2 separate regions of the Homo sapiens genome follow, and region 2 is linked to region 1. Evidence: read pairs that join two places in POLR2A ChIA-PET (ENCODE). Cell type or tissue: A673. All regions are shown on one strand. Each heading gives the region's core, and the rest is flanking DNA. Links, peaks and the distances in the headings are about the cores only. Region 1 has its middle 3.5 kb from the start of PTPRS-AS1. Region 2 has its middle 28 kb from the start of TINCR.

The links. Peaks named below come from ENCODE experiments on the same cell type or tissue, not always from the same donor. Only the 100,000 strongest peaks of a DNase experiment are listed, where the experiment ranks them.
Region 2: POLR2A ChIA-PET joins it to region 1 with 6 read pairs; 2 of 35 experiments call an interaction of 5 or more read pairs at or near these places.

Annotation. Positions count from the first base shown.
Region 1 is chr19:5,179,082-5,183,467 of GRCh38, reverse strand. No RefSeq gene overlaps it. Among named protein-coding and RNA genes, the nearest start is that of PTPRS-AS1, 3.5 kb to the right of the region's middle. In A673, for the core only: no CTCF peak of the experiment used is centred there; no DNase peak of the experiment used is centred there.
Region 2 is chr19:5,537,510-5,541,895 of GRCh38, reverse strand. No RefSeq gene overlaps it. Among named protein-coding and RNA genes, the nearest start is that of TINCR, 28 kb to the left of the region's middle. RefSeq lists an enhancer at 4,085-4,386. In A673, for the core only: no CTCF peak of the experiment used is centred there; a DNase peak (open chromatin) is centred at 2,295.

The sequences.
Region 1 (4,386 bases), core at 67-4,066:
AATGAAATGGAAGTGACAATAAGATAAAGTAAAGCAATTGTTTTTGTTTTTGTTTTGTTTTGTTTTGTTTTTGAGACAGGTCCTCACTCTGTTGCCCAGGCTGGAGTGCAGTGGAGCAATCTTGGTTCACTGCAACCTCCACCACCTGGGTTCAAGCGATCCTCCTGCCTCAGCCTTCCAAGTAGCTGGGATTACAGGCACTCGCCACCACACCCGGCTCATTTTTCTGTATTTTTTGTAGAGACATGGATTTGCCATGTCACTCAGGCTGGTCTTGAACTCCCAAGCTCAAGCAATCCTCCTGCCTCGACCTCCCAAAGTGCTGGGATTCCAGGTGTGAGCCACTGCGCCCAGCCAATTGCCTATTTTGTTTTTTAAGATAAAATCCTGCTGGAGCCTGACTGTTGCTTCAAATTCTGGCGCCCGATCTGTGTGGATTCTCTGTCTGGCAGTCGTGAGGCATCTTGGATCCCACAAGCTTATGAAGGCTCTGAGCTCCACAGGCGAGATTTCCAACTCCAGAGTGAAGCCTGTGGCGATTTCCTAGAATAGAACCACAAGCTCGCATTTTTCTCCCCTTCCCAGACCTCTCCGTGAAACCCAGGAGCCTCTGCAAACGCTGGGATGTGTGGCTTCCAGGATGAGCCTGAATGGGGATAAAAGACGTTCTAAGTACAGGGAAACTGGATCCCTCATCCTTTGCTGGTGGGGATGTAACATGGTATAGCCACTCTGGGAAAACTCTTAAAACCCGAAACACTTTCCACATCGTCCAGTAATTGCACTCCTGGCATTCATCCTAGAAAAATGGGAACGTATGTCTATGCAAAAACCTGTCTACAAATGTTCATAGCAGCTTTATTCCCAACAGACAAAACCTGGACTCCACCCAGGTACCCTTCAACAGGTGGATCGTTGAACAAACTGTGGTCCATCCACACCACGGAATACGACGCAGGGCTAAAAAGGAAGGAACTGCTGATACCCCCACATACCCCCTGGCTGCTCCTAAGGGCCTAATGTTCACAGAAAAAAAAAGGCAATTTCAAAATGCAACATAGGTTTGGATTCCATTAATCACATATATATATAATTTTCTTTTCTTTTCTTTCCTTTTTTTTTTTGAGATGGAATTTTGCTCTGTCACCCAGGCTGGAGTGCAGTGGCACGATCTTGACTCACTGCAACCTCTGCCTCCTGGGTTCAAGAGATTCTCCTGCCTCAGCCTCCCCAGTAGCTGGGATTACAAGCGCCCACCACCAAGCCTGGCTAATTTTTATATTTTTAGTACAGAGGCGGTTTCACCGTGTTGGCCAGGCTGGTCTTGAACTCCGGGGCTCAAGTGATCCACCCGCCTCAGCCTCCCAAAGTGCTGGGATTATGGGTGTGAGCCACCACACCCGTCCTATAATATTCTTGAAATAATAAAGTTGTAGACTGGAGAAGAGATTAGGGGTTGCCTAGGGTTAGGAATGGGGTGGGGGTCACTCCCAGGGAGTAGCTTTAGAGAGATCTTTGTGGGGACCGAATAGTTCTGTATCTCATCTGTGGTTAGTTACAAGAATTTATGTGTGATAGCCGAGCATGGTGGCTCACGCCTGTAATCCCAGTGCCTTGGGAGGCTGAGGCAGGAGGATTACTTGGGGCCAGTAGTTGGAGGCCAGCCTGGGCAACATAGCAAAACCCCATCTCTACAGACAAATTTAAAAATTAGCCTAGTGTGGTGGTGCACACCTGTAATCCTAGCACTTTGGGAAGCTGAGGCAGGAGGATCACTTGAGGCTAGGAATCTGGGATCAGACTGGGCAACATAGCAAAACCCCATCTCTACAGACAAATTTTAAAATAAGCCTAGTGTGGTGGTATGCACCTGTAATGCTAGCACTTTGGGAGGCTGAGGCAGGAGGATCAATTGAGGCCAGGAATTTGGGATCAGATTGCGCAACATAGCAAAACCCCCTCTCTATTAAAAAAATCAGCAAGGCACGGTGGTGCATGCCTGTAGTCCCAGCTACTCAGGATACTGAGGTGGGAGGATTGCTTGACCCCAGGAGTTGAATGCTACAGTGAGCTATGATCACACCACTGCACTACAGCCTGGGTGACACAGTGACACCCTGTCTTTCTTTTTTTTTTTTTTTTTTTTTTTTTTGAGACGGAGTCTTGCTCCTTCGCCCAGGCTGGACTGCAGTGGCGCGATCTCGGCTCACTGCCAGCTCCGCCTCCTGGGTTCATGCCATTCTCCTGCCTCAGCCTCCCGAGTAGCTGGGACTACAGGTGCCCGCCACCACACCCGGCTAATTTTTTGTATTTTTAGTAGAGACGGGGTTTCACCATGTTAGCCAGGATGGTCTCAATCTCCTGACCTTGTGATCTGCCCGCCTCAGCCTCCCAAAGTGCTGGAATTACAGGCGTGAGCCACCGCGCCCGGCCCCAAGACCCTGTCTCTCTTAAAAATATATATATACATGTGATACAATTACATAGAAATAGATACATTGCACTTTGGGAGGCTGAGGCGGGTGGATCAGGAGGTCAAGAGATTGAGACCATCCTGGCCAACATGGTGAAACCCCGTCTTTACTAAAAATACAAAAATTAGCCAGGCATGGTGGCGCCCACCTGTAATCCCAGCTACTTGGGAGGCTGGGGCAGGAGAATCACTTGAACCAGGGAGGCAGAGGTTGCAGTGAGTGGAGATCACGCCACTACACTCCAGCCTGGGTGACAGAACGAGCAAAAAAGAAAAAAAAAAAAAAAGAACTGAATACATTGTATCCATATCAATTTCCTGGTTTTGATCATGTAATAAAATGTAACCATCGGGGGAAGCTGAGTGAAGCGTGTACAGTATCCTGTCTGTACTACCTTTGCAACTGCCCATGAATCTATAATCATTTCAAAATTAAAAGTTTTTTTTTTTTTTGAGACAGAGTCTCGCTCTCTCCCCCAGTCTGGAGTGCAGTGGCATGATCTCGGCTCACTGCAAAATCCGCCTCTCAGGTTCATGCCATTCTTCTGCCTCAGCCTCACGAGTAGCTGGGACTACAGGCGTGCACCACCTCGCCCTGCTAATTTTTTGTATTTTTAGTAGACACGGGGTTTCACCGTGTTAGCCAGGATGGTCTCGATCTCCTGACCTCGTGATCCACCTGCCTCGGCCTACTAAAGTGCTGGGATTACAGGAGTGAGCCACCGCACCTGGCCTTTTTTTTTTTTTTTTAAGGACAGGAAGCTGGGCACAGTGGCTCACATCGTAATCCCAATACTTTGGGAGACGAAGGCGGGTGGATCATTTGAGCCCAGGAGTTCAAGACCAGCCTGGGCAACACATAGCAAGACCATATCTCAACTAAAAATGTAAAAAGCTAGCTGCTTGTGACAGTGCATGCCTGTGGTTGCAGCTACGCGGGAGGCTGAGGTGGAAAATTGCTTGAACCCAGGAGGTTGAAGCTCCAGTGAGCTGAGATGGAACCACTGCATTACAGCCTGGGCAACAGAGCAACACCCTGAAGAAAAAAAAAAAAGAAAGAAAGGAAGGAAGGAAAGGAGGGAGGGAGGTAGGAAGGAAGGAAGGAAGGGAAGAAGGGAGGGAGGGAGGGAGGGAAGAAGGGAGGGAGGGAGGAAGGAAGGAAAGGAGGGAGGGAGGGAGGGAGGGGATGGACTGAGGTCTGTGGTCTTATACATGATAAACCTTCCCAGCAACAAACACCCAAGCCAAGCCCAGGTGGTTTCCTGGGAGACTCTGCAGAGACCCCAGTGCTGAGAGCAAACCAGCTCAGGGGACCCCCTCCCACAACTCCCAGGTCCATGTCAGTTTCCTGGAGACGGGGTTTGGGAAACACCGCCCAGTGCAGTAGCGAGTGACCCCGGTGGAAGCTTTACTTCAACAATTAGCCTTGCCAAAAGTAAGGTGGACCGAGGCGCCATCCGTCATGGGCTAATTGTTCTTGCTACACTCTGGGTCCTCTTGGCTGGCACATGGCCACGCTGCACAGATGCACAGAATGATGGAGGCAACGTGACCAGCACAGCTGATGTTCACTGCGCCGAGGGCTCCAGGTGGGCCGGGCCCAGGCCGACACCGGTTCCTCCTCAAACCCCCTCTGACAAGCTCGGCATCCTAACCTTCGCTTGGGCTGAGCCTTCTGCTGACAGCCCTTCCCTGCCCTGTCCTGTAAAGCTCTTTAAAGTTTCCTCCCAGTCCACACAGGCTGCTTAAATCTCAGTCTGGGAGTAGGTTTTCAGTTAAGTGTGGAAAGATGCCTGAAATCCTTTGAGGCTTCATGGAGAAAGATGTCTCTTCCTTTTAGAGACCAGGTCTCACTCTGTTGCTCAGGCTGGAGTGCAGTGGCATAATCGCAGCCGTCCTTAGCACCTAGGGCA
Region 2 (4,386 bases), core at 175-4,174, 360 kb before region 1:
CCTGCCTCTCACTCCCCTCTCTTCTCCCCATCTCTCACCTCCCTTCCTCTCTGCAGAAAGACTTAAAGTTGCTATCAGCAGGCTGCTGGAGAGATTTCACCATTTCTTGGGCCAGGGTCCGGGAAATGAATTTCACTGGTACAGGGCCAGGTGGCGGGCGTCCCGGAATGAGATCCTGACACCGTCTTCCCTGCCCCCAACAAGACTGTCTCCAGTCGCCATTGTCCCATCTCCTGGATGGGAAGACTGAGGCCCAGAGAGGAGAGGAGCAGGCCTGAGGTCACCCTCCTCTCTCTCTCACCCCATCCAAAAGCCCAAGACCTCATAATGCTTCCAGCCTGGGTTTTGAACCCAGCTGGAATCCAATCCAGGGTTCTCTCCTAGGGAGTTGGCCATATTCGTGAAGGTGTGAGTGACTAATAGTGGTCTTTTTTTTCTTTTTTCTTTTTTTGAGGCAGGGTCTCAGTCTTTGGCCCGGGCTGGAGTGCAGTGGTACAATCATAGCTCACTGCAGCCTCTACCTTTGTGGGCTCAAGTGATCCTCCTGCCTCAGCCTCCCGAGTAGCTGGGACCACACCCATGCACCCCCATGCTCAGCTAATTTTTTAATTTTTTTGTACAGACAGGGTCCCACTATGTTGCCCAGGCTGGTCTTGAACTCCTGGCCTCAAGTGATCCTCCCTTCTCAGCCTCCCAAAGTGTTGGGATTACAGGCGTGATCCACCGCACCCAGCCTGATAATGGTGTTTTTTTTTTTTTTTTTTTTTTTTTTTAAGATGGAGTCTCACTCTGTCCCCCAGGCTGGAGTGCAGTGGTGCGATATCCGCTCACTGCAAGCTCCGCCTCCTGGGTTCACGCCATTCTCCTGCCTCAGCCTCCTGAGTAGCTGGGACTACAGGCACCTGCCACCACGCCCGGCTAATTTTTAAAAAAATTTTTTAGTAGAGACGGGTTTTCACCGTGTTAGCCAGGATGGTCTCAATCTCCTGACCTTGTGATCCACCTACCTCAGCCTCCCAAAGTGCTGGGATTACAGGCGTGAGCCACGGCACCCGGCCCTGCTAATGGTCTTAATGGAGCCACTAAGACCTCCAGGCTCTGTGCCTTCCTCGTTGTGCCACTTGGGCAGGTCACTGGCTCTCTCCCAGCCTCAGTTTCCCTCCCTTATAAAATGGATGGATAATAGTTTTTGGAGTGGGAAGATGATGACCAGGAGGCCCAAGGATGTCCATCAATTTGCAGATGTTTCTAGACCTAAAGGATGCTTCCCTCATCCACAGCCTCTCCACCTCCCCAAACTCCAAAGACCCCAGAAGTGTTCCCCCATTATGGGAATCCCACCTGAGCTGGGCCATGCGGGGTCCAGAGACCCAGCCCTGAGGGGGCTCCCAGCCTGGGAGAGACAGAACCAGACAGGCATGTTCACTGCAGACTGGACTGATGGGTTCCCATCAGCATGACAGTGGCTGGTGGCGGCCGGAATGCTGGAACCACAGCTACGGTGCCCGAGTGCCCGATAGCGCTGTGGATGAGGGAGTCTGGGACTTCGTGACGGGAGGTTGGAATGGTGGCTTCCCACGAAGGTGTGAATCCTGATGGTGGCAGTTTTTTTTTTTTTTTAGACAGGGTCTCACTCTGTCTCCCAGGCAGTGGCATGATCTTGGCTCACTGCAGCCTCCACCTTTCAGGGTCAAGTGTTCCTCCTGCCTTAGCCTCCTAAGTAGCTGGGATTACAGGTGCGTGCCACCACACCCAGTTAATGTTTAAACTTCTTGTAGAAATGGGGTCTTGCTATGTTACCCAGGCTGTTCCTGAACTCCTGGCCTCAAGTGATCCTCCCTCCTCAGCCTCCCAAAGTACTGGGATTACAGGCGTGAACCACCGTGCTGGCTGTTGGCAGCTTTAATGGTGGCCGCCCACCCCCACCGCAGGGCTGCTGGAGATGGGGCTGGAGAGTGCCCCCTCCATGCCCCTTGTGGGGCTGCTACCTTCATCCCGGGGTTCCTGAGCCTTGAGCCTTCTCCAGGCCCAAGGACCACCCCTTCCCCCTCGTGCCTGGAGAGTCCTGAGGACCACACACATGTGCATGCGGGCACACGCGTGTACCTGCCAAAGACGTCCACAGGCCCCACACAGCTGTGTTCCCACAGCCGTGCCCAGTGAGTGTGTCCCCACCTCCCCCAGCCTCACACATCAGCCCTGTCCTCTGCCTGCTGCCCGGGAACAATTATAGTGTCAGGGACGAAGCTGCTGCCTCCGCTGCTGCAGACAAGCCCAGCCTCATGTTTAATTCATCTCGGGGCTAATTATAGCCAGGCAGGGGGAGGGGCTCTGTAACCTTGGCCTCCCCTCCCTTCCCCTCCCCTCCCCGCTGCCAGGGTGACTGGGGAAGAGTGGAGGATGGGGGCTTGTGTTCCACTCGGGCCCCCAGCTCTGGGCAGCTCCAGCATCTCCTCCCAGGGGCTGGTGCAGGTGCCATGGAGGCAGCCCTAAGGGTGAAAATGCAGGCACCGGCCAGGCAGGGTGGTGGGAAGCGGGAGTGGGGAAGCCAGCTCAGGACAGCTGTGTGCCAGCCTTGGGACTCCTTTTTCTCTCTCCCTCTCTCTCGTGGTTCAGGGTCGACCCTCAGACCTGGGATGAGGCCAGCTCTTCCGCCACCTTCCCTGTGAGCCCACCGAGGCCTGATGTCCCGTGGCAGATGCGATCGGTGAATCATAATAGCTGAAAAGTAGCATCACGTGACACTTGGCACTGTTTTTAGCACGTGGCTTGCTGTATTTTATTTATTTATTTATTTATTTTTAGACAGGGTCTCGCTCTGTTGCCCAGGCTGGAGTGCAGTGGCACAATCATAGTTCACTGTAGCTTCGAAGTCCTGGGTTCAAGGGATCCTTCCACCTCAGCCTCCTGAGTAGCTGGGATGACCATGCTCAGTTAATTTTTAAACTTTTTGTATCTAAAAAATTAAAAATTTTGGCCGGGCGTGGTGGCTCGTGCCTGTAATCCCAGCACTTTGGGAGGCTGAGGTGGGCGAATCACTTGAGGTCAAGAGTTTGAGACCAGCCTGGCCAACATGGTGAAACCCCGTCTCTACAAAAATACAAAAATTAGCTGGATGCGGTGGCTTGTGCCTGTAATCCCAGCTATTTGGGAGGCTGAGGCAGGAGAATCGCTTGAAACTGGGAGGCAGAGGTTGCAGTGAGCCGAGGTCATACTGCTGTACTCCAGCCTGGGCAAGAGTGTGAGACTCCATCTCAAAAAATAAAAAATGAAAAAATAAAAAATATAAATAAATAACTTTTGCTTGTTATGTTGCCCAGGCTGGTCTCGAACTCCTGGCCTCAAGTGATTCTCTTGCCTCAGCCTCGCAAAGTGCTGGGATTACAGACATGAGCCATTGCTCCTGGTCAGTTTTAAAATGTAACTTAATTTTTTAAATCCCCTTCTCCCATTTCATTTCTTTTGTAGAGATAGAGTCTTGCTATGCTGTGAGACCCTGTGCCCACAAAAAATTAAAAATTAACTTGGTATGGTGATGTGTGCGTGTGGTCCCAGCTACTTGAGAGGCTGAGGCAGGAGGATTGCTTCAGCCCATGAATTTGAGAACAGCCTGGGCAACATAGCAAGACCTCATCTCTATAGATGGGGAAATTGAGGCCCGGAGCGGCAAAGCAGACATGCCGTAGGTCACATGGCTGCAGTCTCATGCACTCTGCCTTCCTGCCTCCACCTCCCTGTCCTGGCCCAGGTCAGGGCTTTGTTCTTCCTGTCCTCCCTCCTTGGGCCTCAGCCTGTCCCAACTGACTGAGTGACACTTCCTGAAATAGCCCCTGGTGTCAGTTGTTGGCGGGCTGCCCCGCGCCACCCGCCCACGACCCCTCTATAATAGCTTTCCTCGGTGGGCGAGAGAGAGCCCAACTCCAGGGCTCTCAGCATTGGGCAACTTGCTACCCTCGTCTCTGCCTCAGTGTCCCTACCTGCACCCTGGAGGAGGGAAGCCTCTCACCCTCTGCGTCCCCATCCAGTAAGCCTGGGTCCCTTCCTTGCCTCCATATCCGGAGAGCCAGTTAACCTCCTGGCAGCAATGGCTTCATCTGTGAATGCATAACCTGTAACATGCCTCTGGATTTAATTAATCAAGTGAATGCATAGAAAGCTTAGGGCAGGCTGGGTGCTGTGGCCCACACCTGTGATCCCAGCACTCTGGGAGGCCGAGGCAGGAGGATTGCCTGAGGCCAGGAGTTCAAGACCCAGCCTGGGCAACAAAGCAAGACTCTGCCTCTACAAAAATAAAAATAAAAATAAAAATTTAGGCCGGGGGTGGTAGCTCACCTCTATAATCCCAGCACTTTGGGAGGCTGAGGCGGGTGGATCACTTGAGCCCAG